Regions from separate parts of the Homo sapiens genome. Here region 2 is linked to region 1. A link is a loop called in an ENCODE intact Hi-C map of the cell type or tissue named here. Cell type or tissue: GM12878. All regions are shown on one strand. Links, peaks and the distances in the headings refer to the core of each region. The heading gives the core; the rest is flanking DNA.

Evidence for each region. A loop is a pair of places that touch in the nucleus more often than their neighbours do. Peaks named below come from ENCODE experiments on the same cell type or tissue, not always from the same donor. Only the 100,000 strongest peaks of a DNase experiment are listed, where the experiment ranks them.
Region 2: it touches region 1 in a loop (9-fold over the local background); 5 of 110 quality-filtered maps call a loop at or near these places.

What each region holds. Positions count from the first base shown.
Region 1 is chr11:123,403,945-123,410,013 of GRCh38, reverse strand. It overlaps a transcript of GRAMD1B not described here. Among named protein-coding and RNA genes, the nearest start is that of GRAMD1B, 23 kb to the left of the region's middle. RefSeq lists enhancers at 425-604, 1,625-2,533, 4,392-4,481, 4,284-4,800. In GM12878, for the core only: a CTCF peak has its summit at 2,463 (motif pointing left); a DNase peak (open chromatin) is centred at 2,434; H3K4me3 peaks cover 1,229 bases; H3K27ac peaks cover 1,812 bases.
Region 2 is chr11:123,551,695-123,557,763 of GRCh38, reverse strand. The region is part of intron 2 of GRAMD1B (GRAM domain containing 1B); the gene reads right to left. Among named protein-coding and RNA genes, the nearest start is that of SCN3B, 100 kb to the left of the region's middle. In GM12878, for the core only: a CTCF peak has its summit at 2,674 (motif pointing right); no DNase peak of the experiment used is centred there.

The sequences.
Region 1 (6,069 bases), core at 1,477-3,976:
CACATTTCCAAAATCTGATCTTGTGACTCCATAAGTCCAACTCCACCACAATTTGGACTAATTGGACCTCAGTGAGGCTAAGTTACGGAACTATTGTTCGCCACTAAAGGAAAGCGTGAGGCGAGCACTCACTACACCTTTGGAGAAAGAACACTTTCTTTAAATGTTCTAAAGCCTCTTGCTTTGAGCTGCTTGTTGTGGGTTTTGTTGTTAGTTTGTTTGAACTATATTTTCAGGCACCTAAGTCACAGACTTTGAAAGCAGAAATAAAGCCCTTCTTTATTTTTCACAGGCCCTTGTTTGCAGGAACCCATGCTGGCTGCAGGCAGAAGTCGCAGAGTTTCAAGCATGTCTCATCTGTCTACAGGTAATTAGGCTGTGCTGTGGTAACGAGCACCCAGGGGACTGGATGGTGGGCACATTTTAAAAACCAAAGACGAATAATTGACAATTGCAGTCTCGTTCTCAGAAACTTCTGTTTGGGCTTCAAGACAGCGAAGGGCAGGAAAGACAGACACCAGAAGTGTCCCAGCTAAGATATGCAAGTTCTCAGCAGTGTCAGGGGAGCAAGAGTGGGGCATTTTAGAGATCAGATGAGATGACTGCGGCACAGTTACCAACATAAACGCCAACGTCTGTATGTACACAGCCCTTTGAGATTAAAACACTGCTACACATATAACACTCAATAAGGGAAGTGGGATAGGTGGGATGCTACTTTGTAGATGAGAAAAGAGGACCAGAGAAATTATACAATTTGCATGAGTCGCATAGTAAGAGGCAAAGGCAGGATTTCCAGCCAGGTGTGCTCCTTCCAAATTACCATAATTATCAAAAGCACTGGCACAGCAGTTATGTGATAAAACAAAGAACTGCGTTGAGAATCTAAGTCTCCTTAATTCCAGGTCAAAGTCTTTTTACTACCTAAAAAAACAAACTATGTAATCATATTTCTTTTCCTATTGTTCTTGGTAAAGATTAATCAGCGTTGTCTCTGGGTAAATAATAATAACATAAAAAAGAGGGCAAGTGTAATACAACAGCTCAATTCTTGTCCTATGGCATCTAGTCTTCTGAAACAATAGATATTGTACTTTATCTGGAGGGTAGAAGCAGCATTCTGCTTTCAGCTTCAGAGGTCTAGCTTAGAAAAACACAAAAATGTAAATATTGACAGGCTGGGTCAGCATCAGCGTTAGGAGGCAGAGTTATCCTGCATGAATTCATGCTTAGCGCAATTTAGAGATAATTCAAATTGTCCTACCAGAGTCCCAGTACATCCTAGTGAATTCCACTTATGTCTGAATGCTCACTACCCATGAGTGCCTAAGCACATAGGTAGTCTTGCCAAACTTCTTCAGTCTTTCCTATGGACAACACCCTCTGGCTCAAGGGCTGTGGAGGAAAGGGAGGGAGTCTCAGAATTTATCTTCATTCAATTCTGCTGTTTTCTTAGAAAACAGTGAGCTGTAACATGCCATCCATTTACACATCAACTCATCCAAGTTACTGTGAAAAATAAAATAGAATTCTGATCCTTTGGTTGGGCAATTAGTGACTTCTGCGTTCCAGTACTCGTTTTAACATAACCTAGATCCTGTGTCTACACAAAGTAAGAACAATGCAGGGTGAGGGGGGTTATCAGCCATGCAAACAAATAGCTGTAAAAACATAACGAAGGGCCAGAAAAATCCCAACTGGTTTTCTCCACCAGTGTAATGCCATGTTAGAATTCCTTTCCATTTCACTTCATTTTCTATTGTGTGACAGTCGTAGAGTCCTGACCTTTTCTGAGAGTGGCTGAGAAAGCGTTAAGTCCACAAAAGCTGATTATTCCGTCAAGTTTACACAGTGGGACAGTGACTCCTGGCTTAGGATTTACCATTAGGCTACACAGTCAGCCCCACACTGGTGTTCTAAAGTTTAGCTACAATGCTAAAGGCTCCAAAAGGCCACTTTCCTAATCCCATTCACAGACATCTACATTATCTCGTTTGAAAGTGTCAAGATGATGATCCTAACCCCCAGAGGCTTCACCTCATCATAACAAAAAACCTCATCACTTTAGATTCAGGACCCTGTGGAGTTCCCTTAGTGGGCAATGAGCCATTTGCCTATTGTCTATGGAAAAGCCTAGACTGTGAGCCCCTGGGGAGCTGAGGCTTTGCTTTTTTGAAGGTTGTATTTGCAGAGCTTAGTTTACAGGCAGTACACAAGCAGCATTCAGTGGTTACCTGTTAATCAATGAATGCACCTGCACGTTTAATTTGGGGAGATGACAGAGATAAGCCTAAGCCTGTCAATTTGATTTTCTTCAGCATTCTGGGACTCTGATTTGGCCCCTCATGCTCTGAAAAGGTCATGAAACTAACCCCGTGTAAAACTGCCAAGCTATAACCCAGACAGAAATGGCAGATCACCTGGTGGTGTGACCAACAGGTTCCTAATGCCCTCTGGTGGCCAGGATGATTCCAGATGTCCAAGTCCCCACAGCTTTCCTAAGGCTTTCAATTTAAGCACCCTGGAAGCCAAGAGCCTGCAGGTTTCACCTGATCCAAACAAGAGAGTCCTGGGTCTGTGGGCCAGAAACATGCCAGCCCCTTCCCAAAGTTCCCTGAGGAAGTTTCTCATCCGTTTCCTGAGAGCAGACGGATATGTCAAGAAGCCAAAACGGAAGCTTTTAATGTGAACTGCCTTTCAGTGAATGGTCTGTGGTTTCGAGAGTTCCCCGGGAAAAAAAAAAAATTCAAAGGAAGTAATAATTTCCAGTCTGGAATGTTCAGCTTTCCATTTGTTTGGGATTTTCAGATCAGCTCACCTTTCTGAGTGTTATAGACCTGTAGAAGCCTTCAAATTTTGTATTGCTAGCATTCCATGATTACATTCCCATTTTATGGAAAGACAAACTGAAGATACAAAGCAATTATTGAAAAAACAATAACCATTCTCTCAAGCCTACAGAAGGCTTTCATTTTTGTTTCATTTTAAACATGTGGTAAGTGAAAAAGAAACCTAAACTGCCACAGGGAGTTTTAGGGTAAATACCACAGGTGCAGGGATCTGCATGTTTTATTCCACTGTTGACTTCCCAGCACCTGAAACAGTGTCTGGCACATTGATATATATTTGGTGCATGAACGAATGAATGAACTGAGCCTGAAGATAAAGAGGTGTTTCTGATGACAATTATTGTATATTGGTACTAGTTAGTCCTTGTTTGGAGAAAATGTCATCTCCTCCCTTGAGAGCCCTTAAAAGAGAGTTGAATTCTCATTTATCTTAAAAAATATAAAATGTGAGGGCTGGAAGTCTTCATTGTCATTCATTTACTTCATAAATGAGTAAAATGAAGCTCAGAGAAGTTAAACAATAACACTCCATAGATCACAGAGCTATGTAGTGGCAGAGCCCAGAGTGAATCCAATTCTTCACCCCTAACAATTTCTTTAAAAAACAACAATGGGCCCGGCAGAGTGGCTCACACCTGTAATCCCAGCACTGTGGGAGGCCAAGGCAGGTGGATCACAAGGTCAGGAGTTCGAGACCAGCCTGGACAATATGGTGAAACCCCGTCTCTACTAAAAATACCAACATTAGCTGGGTGTGGTGGCACATGCCTGTAGTCCCAGCTACTCGGGAGGCTGAGGCGGGAGAATCACTTGAACCCAGTCGGTGGAGGTTGCAGTGAGCTGAGATCGTGCCACTGCACTCCAGCCTGGGTGACAGAGTGAGACTCCGTCTCAAAAAAAAAAAAGCAACAATGGGCTGGGTACAGTAGCTCACACCTGTAATCCCAGAACTTTAGGAGGATCACTTGAAGTCAGGAGTTCGAGACCAGTCTGGCCAACATAGTGAAAACCCGTCTCTACTCAAAATTCAAAAATTAGCCAGAAATCATTTGAACCCGGGAGGCAGAGGTTGCAGAGAGCTGAGATCGCATCACTGCACTCCAGCCTGGGCAACAGAGCAAGACTCTGTCTCAAAAAAAAAAAAAAAAGGAATAATGTTCAGTTTTTGACTGTGACCCACAATAAGAAGCACGATGTAACCCAGTATATATACATGCACATGCAAACAAGTGTGCACACAAAATACTGAAAAAGAATTTAAGAAACAACACTCACCTTCTCCATGTAAAGCAACCTGGTCTGATGTACAGTATATTCTATTTAATTTTTCATAATATTGTGCTCATAACTCCCTAAATTCATTTTACATCCTTAAATTTCAAAACACTTCACTATAGCATCTTGCCTACTATGCCCTCTCCCCTTGTACAGGGCTAAAGTCCTCCAGAATCTTCTGCCCATAAAGAGAACGAGAGTGATCAGCTTTTGGGGACCTGTTGGCCCAAAGTTCCTAATTCTCTGACTTGGTACAGGCCGTATCTCCCACTGTCAAGTTTCATCTAACTTGCAAGAGTCCAGTCCAAGCAACTCTCATTTCCAGCCAGGGTAACCACAACAGTGCATCTCAAACACAGACCCAAGTTATCCGCAGCAGCCTTGTGCCCGTCCTTGACTGGTTCTCTAACCCACAAGTTAGCAGGGATTTGCATCTCTACATAAAATAGCAAGTCTTTATCTCCCGCTGGCCCCTCTCCACTGCCGTCACTCTCCCCTTACCCTGGGAGCCTTCGAGGGGGGAGGATGGTGGCAGCCAGATGAAGAGCAGAGAAGGGTCAGAGCAGGACAAGTGGTTGGGTCTGAGGTCACCAGCTACATAAGTAGGTGTGAACAGATGGACTGCTAGACAGTCTTAAGGCTGTAGGCAGTCTCTCTCTCTCTCTCTTTCACACACACACACACACACACACACACATGCACACATGATTACAACATACTCTCCCTTCTTTTTAACTGTTTGATAATTTTCTCCACCATCTCTTCCCCCAACTTCTACCAAATTCTCTCCCTCTCTCTCTCTCTCTGTCTCTTGCTAACATAGTTAATATGGTGAGAAGACAGTTTCTTGGCTATTTCCCTTCTGACTGACAGGTTGAAGCTTTCTTCTCTGACTTCCCATTTTCCTGCTGAAAATCAGCAAGACAGGATTTGGCAAGAGAGTGCTTTGTGGTAGCCAGGGCTGAAAACCTCCCTACAGCAACCTGGGCACATTCCCACGACCCCCTGACAACAGGCGGAATTTCTAAGGTTGGCAGCTGAGCCCCTCTCATGAGCACTGCAAAAGCTGCAGGCTGCGTTTGTCTCTTAACGATGAGTATCGACTTGCCTGCAAGGCTGCGCAGTGAAGGCCATGAAACAGCAGACGAAGTTGAGTAATGCTTTGAATTTTTATCACCCATTTCAGATTTTCTCATGAATGATTTTTGACACTAGAGTTCCAGGTCTGGGGTTCTGCTCCAAAAGGAGAAGATTAGAATGAAGTTGGGAGGCAGAAGAGTACTACCCTAACCCTAGCTCTGCCACCAAAGTGCTGTGTGATCTTAAGTGCTTAACATCTCTGGCTCTCATTTATCTCAATTTTAAAATGTGAGATTAGATTTTAAAAACAACAATTGATCAGTTACCTTCAATGGTCTTTTCAGTTGTTCAGAAACTAATTTATTCTATTGAAAACAGTCAAATAAAGGAAATGAATCAAGCATTTGTTCTTGCTTTCCCATATCGACCACAATAGTGAGGAATCAGATACTTGCTGAAGAGAGGTACCTCTTTGAAAAGTATTCCCACAAATTAATAAAAAAGAAATGATAGAAGATTACTGTTTTGCAACATCTAGTGAATTGATGAATCTACACATGGAACAGTAATCACTGCTCACGCCACAAAAAGAGAGACAATCAGGCATTACGTGCTTCTCAATGAGAGAATATAACATTGTGTGCAATCCTGCCAAAAAGATTAGACCTAGGCAGATAAAACTTCTGAATTCAGCAACCAATTTGCAAGGAATAAAAGGGACAGAGAACATGTCAAACTGCACTCTGAGGATGAAATCAGCAAGTTCCAAACAGTGAGAAACACTGTAAGTCAAATGTCCTAGGTTCTTTCAAAAAAATAAGGTTAACAAAAAGAAAGACACGTAAGGTGAACTTGTAGAGTTAAA
Region 2 (6,069 bases), core at 1,563-4,062, 150 kb before region 1:
ATGGGTTAAAACCGTATGTCAGGGACCAGACAAATACAACTTCAAATGTTAGTCCTATCAATTACTTCTTCTGTGCTCTTTGAAAAGTTAGCTTCACTAAGTTTCCGATCTTTCAATCTTAATGGAACATGTGAGGATTAAATGATGTAAATACATGCAACCTGCTTCTCACTGCATCTGACACATAGTATGTATCTGTCCAGTAAACTACAGCTACTATAATCAATATTGGTCAAAAGCAATAGCTACTGTTGAAAAACACAGTGAAAAATATTTTCTAGTGGTGAGACAGATATTCAGAAGCCTTGAGTTTGGATACAAGAAAGATCTCAGTTCCTTAAGATGCACGAAGTATGTGCGTGGTATTTCTTCAGTCACCAAAATGTTATTTGCCTGCTACCCTCAAAATGGACACATTAAATAATAGAAAAGTAACAAAACAAGCGAATCAGGGAATCTGGACTGTGTCTACTGTTACAGAATACAAGGCTTTCATGATGAGAAGCGCTTCACTTGAGCTACAATAAAACCAAAACTATCCTGATGATAGCAAAAGAGTACTATTTATGTGCAGTGCAATTTGCTAAACCCCTGACAAGAATTATTTCACTGAATTATATCAACAGTATATGAAATGGATACTACTTACTATTCCCATTTCTCAGATGACAAAACGAAGAGGTAGAAAGTTTAATAACTTGCCTATAGTACATGGTTATTAAGTAGTAGAGCCTGTATCTGAAACCCCATCTGCCTTACCCGAGTCCTACTCTGAACGATTACATTGCGTGTGAAAAGAAGGGGCTACTGACATGCCATTAGGAAGGCATGGGCCTTTTTGTCCTAACGGTGTTTATAATTTCCCATAGAGGCACTCATACTTTCTGCCCTTGTCCTTCTTGAAAGGACAGCACAAACTCTGGGGTGACCAGCTGATCCAAGAGCAGGTACATGCTGCAATCCTAACAAAGCCAACAGGACTTCCACAAACGGAACTTACGCCTCCGGACTCAATCTCCACACTTTCACAGCTATTTGGTGCCTAAATTCCCAAGCTGCTTTTCTGTAAATGAATTTAGGAAATTGAGGTAAAAGTGGGTACCTTTCTCTGAATTAAACCTTTCCTTCAGAGATACAGAAAACTGACACTATCTTCTACTTTTTAAAGGAAAAGAGGTTTCTGAGAGTCCTGTGCAGTGTCAAAAGCACTTTCCAGAGACCACCCTAGATGAATCAGGGCTAAGAAAGAGAAGTTAAGATACACCTGCAAATCCAACTGAACCAATCCATTCAACCCAGACCTGATCAATCACATTTTATATAAAGAGGGTCAGTGTCTACATAGTATTTTATTCACTTCCTGTGTTTGATAATCTTTGTTGACATGCATGGGAGATGTTGAAAATAAAGGCTAAGATCTTACGTCTCTGAATCCCACCTGCATACTAATAAAATAAAATTTAAAAACTTTTACAGAGTAGCACTCCAAACAGTTTACATAAATCTGAATTTGTTGAATCATGGAGAATGATAGGCAAAAGCGAATCTCATTGTTTTAAAACTATCATCCAAATCACGAGTGCTTTTCTGAAGCATAGTCATTTAGGAGATTTCTGAGTGTGTGGGATACAAAGAAGAAGAGAAACAGGGATCGACAAGTTACTGAGAATTCACCATTGCAGGCACAGGGGTGCTTTTATGCCTTTTATCCTTTTATAAAATTTATTTAAGGCCAGGCGCAGTGGCTCATGCCTGTAATCCCAGCACTTTGGGAGGCCGAGGCAGGTGGATCACCTGAGGTCAGGAGTTCAAGACCAGGCTCGGCAACATGGTGAAACCCTGTCTCTACTAAAAATACAAAAATTAGCCAGGCGTGGTGGTGGGCGCCTATAATCCCAGCTACTCAGGGGGCTGAGGCAGGAAAGTCACTGGAACCCAGGAGATGGAGATTGTGGTGAGCCGAGATCGTGCCATTGTGCTCCAGCTGAGTAAGAAGAGCAAAACTCCGTTTTAAAAAAAAAAGTATTTTATCAAACTGATGAGAAAACTGAGTATCAGGAGCCTGTACTTTAAGTACCCATGATCCTACAGTTATTTCTAAAAATCCATCTTTTCCACTGGGCACAGTGGCTCACATCTGTAATCCCAGCACTTTGGAAGGCTGAGGCAGGTGCATCACCTGAGATCAGGAGTTCAGACCAGCCTGGCCAACATGGTGAAACCCCATCTCTACTGAAGATACAAAAAATTAGCCAGGTGTGGTGGCAGGCATCTGTAATCCCAGCTACTTGGGAGGCTGAGGCAGGAGAGTTGCTTGAACCCAGGAGGCAGAGGTTGCAGTGAGCCAAGATCGCACCATTGCACCCCAGCCTCGGTGACAGAGTGAGACTCTGTCTCAAAAAATTATAATAAAATAAAATCCATCTTTTCACCATACCATGCTACTTCCATAAATAAACATCTACAAGGCAAAAGGTGCTTGTATAATATTGCATTTAACCCTCAAAACAACCCTTCAAGGTAAGTTCCGTTGTTCCTACTCAGGCTACGTATCCATGTATTGCCCCTCAGCTGCAAATCCACCCTTCTTTTCCCTGCCTTGTGATGCTGGAGCTGTGCCCTGTCAACGTTTCTTCTTTGCCGGCTGGCACAATGTTATATCTTGTCAGTAGAGGGCGCTAGAGAGACACTAGAAGGGGCTGCCCTTTTTTGTTCTGGTGCTTTTCTGCAGAAGTCACCAGCCTCCCAATGAGTTTCACTGATACCCTAATGGGCAGTTTCCAGCTTATGTGCCCCAGTCCCCAGAACCTCTAGAGCCTCTGTGCCATACACTGGGCAATGGCCACACCCTCTCCAATAAGTTCTGAATTTTAGCCTTGGGTTTGGAGGAAGTGCAGGGAGCCTTCTTAGAAGTTTGTCCTTCAGTGAGTGAGTGGCTCAATCCTAGGAGCTGCTCCCTACATCTGTTATAACAAGAGGCATCTGTTATACCTCCATTCTTCAGAGACCTTTCCATGTTTTTACTTGTTAATGATTCTTTTATCTTTCCTTCTTGAGACAGGGTCTCCCTCTGTTGCCCTGGCTGGAGTGCAGTGGCACAATCTCGGCTCACTGCAACCTCAACCTTCTGGGCTCAAGCAATCCTCCCACCTCAGCCTCCGGAATAGCTGGGGCTACAGGCACACACCACCATGTCCGGCATTTTGTTTCTTTCTTTCTTTTTTTTTTTTTTTTTTTTGTAAAGATGGGGTCTCCCTATGTTGCCCAGGCTGCTCTGAAACTCCTGGGCTCAAGCGATCCTCCCACCTTGGCGGCCCAAAGTGCTGGAATTATATGCATGAGCCACTGCACCCAGCCAATGATTCTTAATATTAAATTTTCCCTGTTCAAATTATTGGTGTGGTTTCTGTCTTATGGGACCCTCACTGATACACTACTATATGGATGAGCAAAAAGAAACTCAGATGAGTAGGACATCATCCCTTCCTCAAGTTATTCCTCCAATAAAATGGTTAAAAGCATTCAAAGTATACTATGAGCCAGGCAGGGATTTTATACATTTAATATGTATTCCTTCCTTTTATCCACTGACCCTACTTTATGGAAGAGGAAACTGAGGCATCTCAGTGACTGAAGAATTTTCCCAGATCACATACAGAGTAAACAGAGAAACCAGGATTTGTCTCCAAGATTCTGCAGTGCTGCCCCAAACAACTGGCTGCCCTGAGAGTGAAAGAGGGTCAAGGAAACAGAGGGTATATAGACAGTCTGTCAGGAAGTTTGGAAGAGGAAGAAAGCTAGATTGTTAGCCAAAGAGGTCAACATCTGACCAAAGTTTTTTTAATGGGAGGGGTCATTAAAGATCTTCTAACTCAGTCCTTGAATTATAAACGAGTTGGTATACACTGGCCATCAGGGACTCTAGAGACCCTATTAAATAACTCTTTCCTGAATTAATGCTTAGGATATAGTCTGTGCATTATGAGCCATTAATGCAAGAGAACTGATGTTCCACAGATGTCCACTCTGTCCTCTCCGAGTTCCCCAACTCAGACTCTAATCCACGGAGGCTGGTTCAGGGGTGTCCAAATGGATATACTGATTGCCTCTGACCCAGCTGTAACCCAAGACCTCTCATTAATCCTGCATCTCTCTCATGAGGTGAGTGATGTCTACGTAATTAAAACTTAAAGCAAGAAATGGCCAGGAGATTGAAGGGTGAGGAAGCTGAGGATTCAGATGGCTCCAACACAACATTCACCCTTTAGCAACCAACATTGCCATTCAATCAGGTAGCCACCCTTTAAGTAAAATTTTATCATGTACACATGGATACATATGAAAGCCTTCCCTGGGACAAAATGCAGCCCAGCAGAATAAACACACTTAGCCCTTAGCTCACTGGGAACAGAGCTTACTAGGGGTAAACCCCATTTCACCATGCACACCAATTCTCTTTTCCAATTTTCTTTTAATCTTATCCAAATAGAATAACTGGCTCCTGGGTATTATCTTTTTCTTTTCTAAGTGTTCACTACAACCAAATCTACATTTTCAGCCAGCTTCAACTACAAATTCACCAAATGATCTATACTAGTGCTCCCTAAACTTTGCTGCACTTCAGAATCATCTGAGAGTTTTTACATAACCAACTAAACAAGAATGTCTGGGGGTGGGAGCCAGGTATCAGAGCTTTTGAAGGATCTCCAAGTGATTGAAATATGCGGCAATGTTTAGGAATCATTGGTCTATACTATTTTAACCTAATTCTCTAGTAATTTAGTATCTAAATAACTTTAGAAAACATAGACTAGTGATCTATATTTTCTAGATATTAAAATTTTCTTTAATCCAAGATATCCTTCCTCTTGTTTAATAATTTCCCACATAAAAAGAGCTAACACTCATTGAGAAGGTATTGCCAGGCCTTGCTGTAGGTACTTTATGAAGGGCACAGTGGGTCATATCTCCTTTAATCTTATTATTCCAATTTCACGGAAGAGAAAATTGAGTCAAAGAGATAATGAGCACACCTGCAACTTTATTCAGTATAACGAGATGTCATTCATCAGGGACTAGAGAAATAGACAAATTTAGAATGGTCAAATTCTCCCATGTTACCTTTCCTTTGATCTTTGGGTTTTAACTCAACCCGATTACATTTACTGTAATCTTTTTGGTTTTGAAAATTGCTGCCTTTGAAAGAGAAGACAGGCTGAGCGCAGTGGCTCACACCTGTAATCCCAGCATTTTGAGAGGTCAGGAGTTCGAGAACAGCCTGGCCAGCATGGTGAAACCCCGTCTCTACTAAAAATACAAAAATTAGCTGGGCGTGGTGATGCACCCCTGTAATCCCAGCTACTGGGGAGGCTGAGGCAGGAGCATTGGAGGCTGCAGTGAGCCGAGATTCTGCCACTACACTCCAGCCTGGGTGACAGAGTGAGATTCCATCTCAAAAAATTAAAAAAATCAAAAAAAAAAAAAAAAAAAGAAAGAAAGAGAAGACAACTGTGTGTAGGTAAATTTGGTGATATTCTGGGATATACTAAGGGAAGAAAAATCCCTCCTTTTTCTAGATTTTCAGCATCAGAGTGTTGAATGACCACAAGCAAGAATCTACACAGGATGGCTGACTCTAAAAGTGTTCTTCTCCAGAGGAGAACGCACAGGGCCCCATGTGTGATCAGGACATTAAGCCTCCTATGTGGAAAGGACTGGGCAAGGAAATGGAGTTGATTCCTGGGGAGGAAAAAAATGGGATTGGGGAAAACGAGGATAAATTAAATAATCTGTAGTCATGATTCTATGGAAGTCAGTGTAGTAGGAGCATACATATATGGAGCCCAGGGGCTGCAGAGAAGCATAGGGAAATGAAAGCGAAAAATTGAGAAGGATGATGGGTGGAACTGCTCACAGGCAGAACTCAGAGTCTCACCTACTGGGGAATATCCTAAGGCAAGTTGTCCTCTTTATAGGCAACCATAACTGCCCAAAAAGGAAGGCCATGAATGAAGAAACTACCAACAGGTGGCTACAAATGGGGCTGGGGACCTTTAAAACATGGGCATG